Regions from separate parts of the Homo sapiens genome. Here region 1 is linked to region 2. Evidence: chromatin loops called from intact Hi-C (ENCODE). Cell type or tissue: adrenal gland. All regions are shown on one strand. Links, peaks and the distances in the headings refer to the core of each region. The heading gives the core; the rest is flanking DNA. Region 1 has its middle 12 kb from the start of LILRA5. Region 2 has its middle 23 kb from the start of LAIR1.

Region 1 (2,909 bases), core at 178-2,677, 63 kb before region 2:
AAAGCAAAGACATCACCACATACCATCAGATTCATGTTACCTGAACATAAAGTCTATCATGAAAAGTTCCCAATGGCAAAATGTGGAATATTTATAGAATCAAATAATATAGGTAGTGTATTAAAACTAATGAATATGTTCAAAGCCTATCAGTTTACTACTGTTAAAAACAAAATTAAAAAACAAAAAACCCCTCAAATATGAGGAATGGGAAAAGAACAAAATCTCCACATCAAAAACGTGGAAATGAAGGCAAGAAGCAAGATCTCTTTTGTTTATCTGAAGTGTTACACAGGAAACATTCTTTTCTGTAGAATGTTTCTACATAATAATAAGTATAGTAATAGCTATAGTAATGTTTTTGCCTAAGAATAGCTGTAGAGTTTTTGCATAATAATAGTTAACCCTGCAAAGCTTGGATAACCTGTGCGTTGAGTATACAAGCAATAAACATCAATGGCTGCCAAAACCCTTAGGCTGAAGGTTGATAGTGAATATAATAACGAGTGGATCCTGCTGATAGTACAGCCATCAGTACAGAATTGCAAGGTGGAGAATGCAAGACACAAGCAAATGAGCCATTGTGTCTCACTTCTGACATTTTCTAAGCATCTTTTTCACCATACCCTCAAATCTAGACCGTTATCTGGCTGGGCGTCTCTATGTTTCTTGGATTTGTGTGTCAAACTCTCTAGCGAGTTTAGGAAAATATTCATGGACTATATCCTCAAATATATTTTCCAAGTTGCTTATTCTCTCTTCCCCTTTCAGGAATGCTGACAAGTCATACATTTGGTGTCTTTAGATAATATCATATTTCTCAGAGATTTTGTTCACTTTTAAAAATATTTTTTCCTTATATTTGACTGATTTGATTCAAACAAGTCTTCAAGCTTTGAAATTCTTTTCCTCAGCTTGGTCTATTCTGCTGTTAATGCTTCTCATCGTATTATGAAATTCGTGTCATGAATTTTTCAGCTCGAGAAGTTCAGTTTGGGTGTTTCTTAAAATTTAATCGTTCATGTCATTAATCATTTTACTGGATTGCTTGGCTTCCTTGGATTGAATTTCAACTTTGCTCTTGATTTGAATGACCTTCCTTGCCATCCAGATTCCAAATTCTACGTTTGTCATTTCAGACAATTCATACTGATTAAGAACAATTTCTGGGGAGCTCGTGGACTGGTTTGGAGATAATAGGAGTTATTTCCCTGATTTTTTTTCTCATCTGGGAGGGTTGCTATTCCTTTCATTGCAAGGGTATAAATTGAGTATAGTCTGTTGGCTTTATTTCTGGAAGTTTTCAGGGGACTAAGGCTCTGTACAGGGTCTTTGCTGAATTCTTGCTCTTGGTTTTCCAGGCGGTAGAATTTAGTAAAGTGATTTTTGGTGTTGTAGTGTGGCTGTAATCCAGTAGATGGCGCTTGAGAGCAATAGGCAATAGACAGGCTCTTACTCCACTGCGTGGTGCCTTTGTTTATCTTTGTTCTTGACCTTGATACTTTTGAAAAGGTCAGAGCAGTTTTTTTGTTTTTGTTTTTTGAGACAGGGTCTCACTTTGTCACCCAGGGTGGAGTGCAGTGGCACGATCTTGGATCACTGCAGCCTCAACCTTCCCAGGCTCAGGTAGGTGACAGAGCAGGCAAGTTAACTTAAGGCCTCCTCCTTGGCAATCTGGTCTCAAGTAGGGGACAGGTCCCCACAGACAGAACTGAGGGGCAAGTGTGGCATGGGCTCCAGACCCCGAGCACTGGAATTAGACACCTCTCCTTTGCAGAAAGGTTTAGCCTTTCCTCAAGCGGTTCTGCAAAGGAGAGGTGTAGCTGGGGTGGCGTGGGCAATGGTGGTGGCAGAGTTTGTGTGAAACTTGTCTCTTCCCCAATCACTGTCACTTGTTTCAGGAGACGTTGTAATGTGCTGTATGGTTTGACCTCCAGGCCAGTAGGTGGCAATTGCTGGTGAGAGCCAGTTGTAGCGCTGGCAGTGGGCTTTATGCTTGACCTTTGTTAACCAGAAGCATTCAGGTATCCTAAGTGATGGGTTGGGTTGTGGAAAACTCAGTGGTCTTGATCAGTACTCTGCCTCCAACGCAGGGAAATGAAGGTAAGTGTGGCTGGTCCAGGCAAGCCTGTACTCAGGCCCAATGCTAGGCACAGGCTCCGTCCCCACAGAGGCTACATGTGTGGTTCTCAGGTCCCTGGAGAGACACTCAAGCACTGAGTAGGGCAATGACTATTATGCCAAAGTTACAGCAGAGTTCCCCAGAGGGGCACGTTGGGTTCCAAGCCTAGAAAATGACAGTGGGACTCACTTTAATCTAATGCTCCCAACCCAGCAGAGCTCCTCCCTGTGGCCCAATGCTGGAAGCAATTTCAGACCGTCAAATCACATGCGGTTTGATGTCAGACCACTCAACTACCCCAGGCCACAGATCTTGCCTCCTGGGTAAAATCCATGCCTCTCAGGCTACAACTTTTCCCCCTCGGTTCTGTCAAAGAGAGGTGTCCAACGCCAGTGCTTGGTGTCTGGAGCCCATGCCACAATTGCCTCTCAGTTCTGTCCATGGGGACCTGTCTTCTACTTGAGCCCAGATTGTCAATCTCTGGCCCAAGACTCTCCGAAGTAGTGACCCTCACCCATGTTTGATGTCAAGTTCTTTTTTTTTTTTTTGAGACGGAGTCTCGCTCTGTCGCCCAGGCTGGAGTGCAGTGGCGTGATCTCAGCTCACTGCAAGCTTCGCCTCCCAGGTTCGTGCCATTCTCCTGCCTCAGCCTCCCGAGTAGCTGGGACTACAGGCACCCACCACCGTGCCCGGCTAATTTTTTGTATTTTTAGTAGAGACGGGGTTTCACCGTGTTAGCCAGGATGGTCTTGAACTCCTGACCTCGTGATCCGCCTGCCTCGGCCTC
Region 2 (2,909 bases), core at 190-2,689:
CCAAAATGCTGGGATTACAGGCATGAGCCACCGCGCCTGGTCCCTGGACTTTTTTTTTTTAAAGAAAGGGTCCTGCTCTTGTCACCCAGGCTGAAGTGCAGGACGCGATCGTAGCTCACTGCACTCTCAACCTCGCAGGGCTCAGGTCAACCTCCCAACTCAGCCTCCCGAGTAGCTGGGACTTCAGAAGCGTGCCACGCACACCCGGCTAATTTTTGTATTTTGTATCTAACTCCTGGGCTCAAGCGATCCGCCTGCCTCTGTCTCCCAAAATGCTTGGATTACAGGTGTGAGCCACCATGCCTGGGTGAATTTTTTTTTTTTTTTGAGATGGAGTTTCACTCTTGTTGCCCAGGCTGGAGTGCAATGGTGCAATCTCGGCTCGCCACCACCTCCGCCTGCCGGGTTCAAGTGATTCTCCTGCCTCAGCCTCCTGAGTAGCTGGGATTAGAGGCATACGCCACCACGCCCAGCTAATTTTGTATTTTTAGTAGAGACAGGGTTTCCCCATGTTGGTCAGGCTGGTCTCAAACTCCCGACCTCAGGCGATCTGCCCACCTCAGCCTCCCAAAGTGCTGGGATTATAGGGGTGAGCCACCGTGCTGGCCGAATTTTTTTACATTAAGCATGTGTCAGTCGTAACTAGGAAAAACAAAATTATTTTTGTTTAAGAAGATAAAATAAAATGGCCACCTATGAGGAGCTGGGAGTACAGGCTTAGGTGGAAACAGATAAGGTGTCAAGACCTCCTTCTGTGACTGACCCCTTCAGATTTTCTCCCTAGAGTTTCAGTCATGCAAGATGAGGAGGTCTCAGAGCCTCCTGTGCGGTGTAGTGCCAGCAGGTAACAATACAGTATTGTGTGCTTACACATTTGCTGAGAAGATAGATCTTTTGTTAAGTGCTCTTATCATCACAAATTGATATGTGGCCATAAAAATAGTATCAAACAATAATAATATACAAATAGACGGGAGGAACCTGTGAGAGGTGGTGGATGGGTTTATGTCGTAAACTGTGGTGTTGACACACAGGGCATACTCATCTCCAAACTCATCAAGTCGTATATGTTAAATACATACTGCTTTTTATATGTCAATTATTCCTCGATAGAGTAAGGTTTTTTTTTTTTTGTAATTGCAAGTGTCTGCAGAGAGCTTCTATAGGTTTGGGGGTCCGGGAGACTCCCATAGGTGTGCCCCGTGAGCCTCAGCACCTAGGGTGTGTGTAGTGGCTATTCTGCCTTTATCTGTATTAAATTTTTTAAAAATTATTTTCCCAGGCATTCCACGACGCTCAACTTTTCACCCAAGTTCAAGTTCCTGTTTTTTTCTTCACAGAAGTCGATTGTGGGCGCCAGTTCCCACATTGCTCTCATCCTAAGTAGCAGCAACTTGCGGGCTGATGCCTGTGTCCAGCCCTAGAAGAGCCTCCGTACCTAGAAGAAAACCTCCCCTCCTGGGAGTCACGGCGCAAGGCTGGGCTCCCATCCTCGCAGGGAGGGGCGGATGCACCTGCCCCTGCAGATCTGCGCCCAGATCTGTGTTATCCACACCCACATCTGCGTCTGCAGGAAGAGGCTCCGCAGCAGGCAACAGCTTCCATCTGCGAGCCTCATTTAATCCCCACGAGGATCCTGTAGAGGGTTCCTATGTTCACCTCTGTTTTATATATAGACGAGGACGCTGGCTCTGGGAGGAGTAAAGCCGTGCAGCAGTAACTCCCGTGCAGCAGTAACTCCCGTGCAGCAGTAACTGCAGCCGTGCAGAGTAAACTCCCAGCACAGAACCCGGCCTCCCCGGTTCAGAAACAAAAGTGAGCTCCCTCCTCCCTGCTTGCGGGCGAAACTCTCGCTGCCTGTTGAACGTCTCCACCTGGATGCCACGGCTTCCCCAGACTCCCAGTGCCCCCGGGCAACGCCTTCCTCTCTCCCCACCTTTCCAAATTTTCTCTGCAGCAAGTTTCCCTCCTCCAAGTTTCTCCCCCTTCTCCAGCCTTCACGTTCAGTCCCGTGTCTCTGTGCCGTACAGGACTCAGCTGCCATAACAGCAGCTGGCGTCTCAGCGCCCCCGGAAGCTGAGACTTTCCAGGACAAGAACTGCTTTGGAGTCCTCTCGGGCCCCAGCACGACCTGCTACACTGCAAACTACTGCAAAGAACCTTTCAAGACTGGAGAGATGGAGCACCCCAAGTCTGTTTTACAGATGGAAAGGTGGTGGCTCAAAGACGAGATACCACAATAACAGTGGCTATGAAGCTCTCGCTTTGTCAAGATACAGTTCAAAGCACTGGGCATGCACTGACTCATCTCACGACCCCTAAAACACTCACGTTGGATACTATTGCTACTCCTCTTACCAACGCAGAAACAGCGTCACAGCAAAGTTAAGCAGCTTGCCCAAAGATCCTCCGCTAGGAAGGGAAGAAGGTGGCCTTTGAACTTGAGCTCCCCATCCACAGTCTGCAGTCCTTCAGACTGGAGCACATTGTAGAAATTAACAATGTCATCCCAACAACCCTTATAAAACACTTTTGGGCCGGGCGCGGTGGCTCACGCCTGTCATCCCAGCACTTCGGAAGGCCGAGGCAGGTGGATCACCTGAGGTGAGTTCGAGACCAGCCTTACCAACAAGGTGAAACCCTGTCCCTACTAAAAATACAAAAATTAGCCGGGCGTGGTGGCTGGCGCCTGTAGTCCCAGCTACTCGGGAGGCTAAGGCAGGAGAATTCCTTGAACCCGCGAGGTGGAGGTTGCAGTGAGCCGAGATCGTGCCACTGCACTCCAGCCTGGGCGATGGAGCGAGACTCCATCTCAAAAACAAAACAAAACAAAACAAAAAACACTTTTGAGTTCTGACTTTATTTCTTGCTGTTTTCTTATTTTTCATGGAACTCATCTTAATGATTTC

Evidence for each region. A loop is a pair of places that touch in the nucleus more often than their neighbours do. Peaks named below come from ENCODE experiments on the same cell type or tissue, not always from the same donor. Only the 100,000 strongest peaks of a DNase experiment are listed, where the experiment ranks them.
Region 1: a loop joins it to region 2, with 3 times the contacts of the local background. A loop is called at or near these places in 50 of 110 quality-filtered maps.

The regions. Positions count from the first base shown.
Region 1 is chr19:54,323,881-54,326,789 of GRCh38, forward strand. No RefSeq gene overlaps it. Among named protein-coding and RNA genes, the nearest start is that of LILRA5, 12 kb to the left of the region's middle. RefSeq lists a silencer at 1,297-1,591. In adrenal gland, for the core only: a CTCF peak has its summit at 1,401 (motif pointing right); no DNase peak of the experiment used is centred there; H3K27me3 peaks cover 523 bases.
Region 2 is chr19:54,386,703-54,389,611 of GRCh38, forward strand. No RefSeq gene overlaps it. Among named protein-coding and RNA genes, the nearest start is that of LAIR1, 23 kb to the left of the region's middle. In adrenal gland, for the core only: no CTCF peak of the experiment used is centred there; a DNase peak (open chromatin) is centred at 1,470; H3K4me3 peaks cover 845 bases; H3K27ac peaks cover 1,316 bases; H3K27me3 peaks cover 1,186 bases.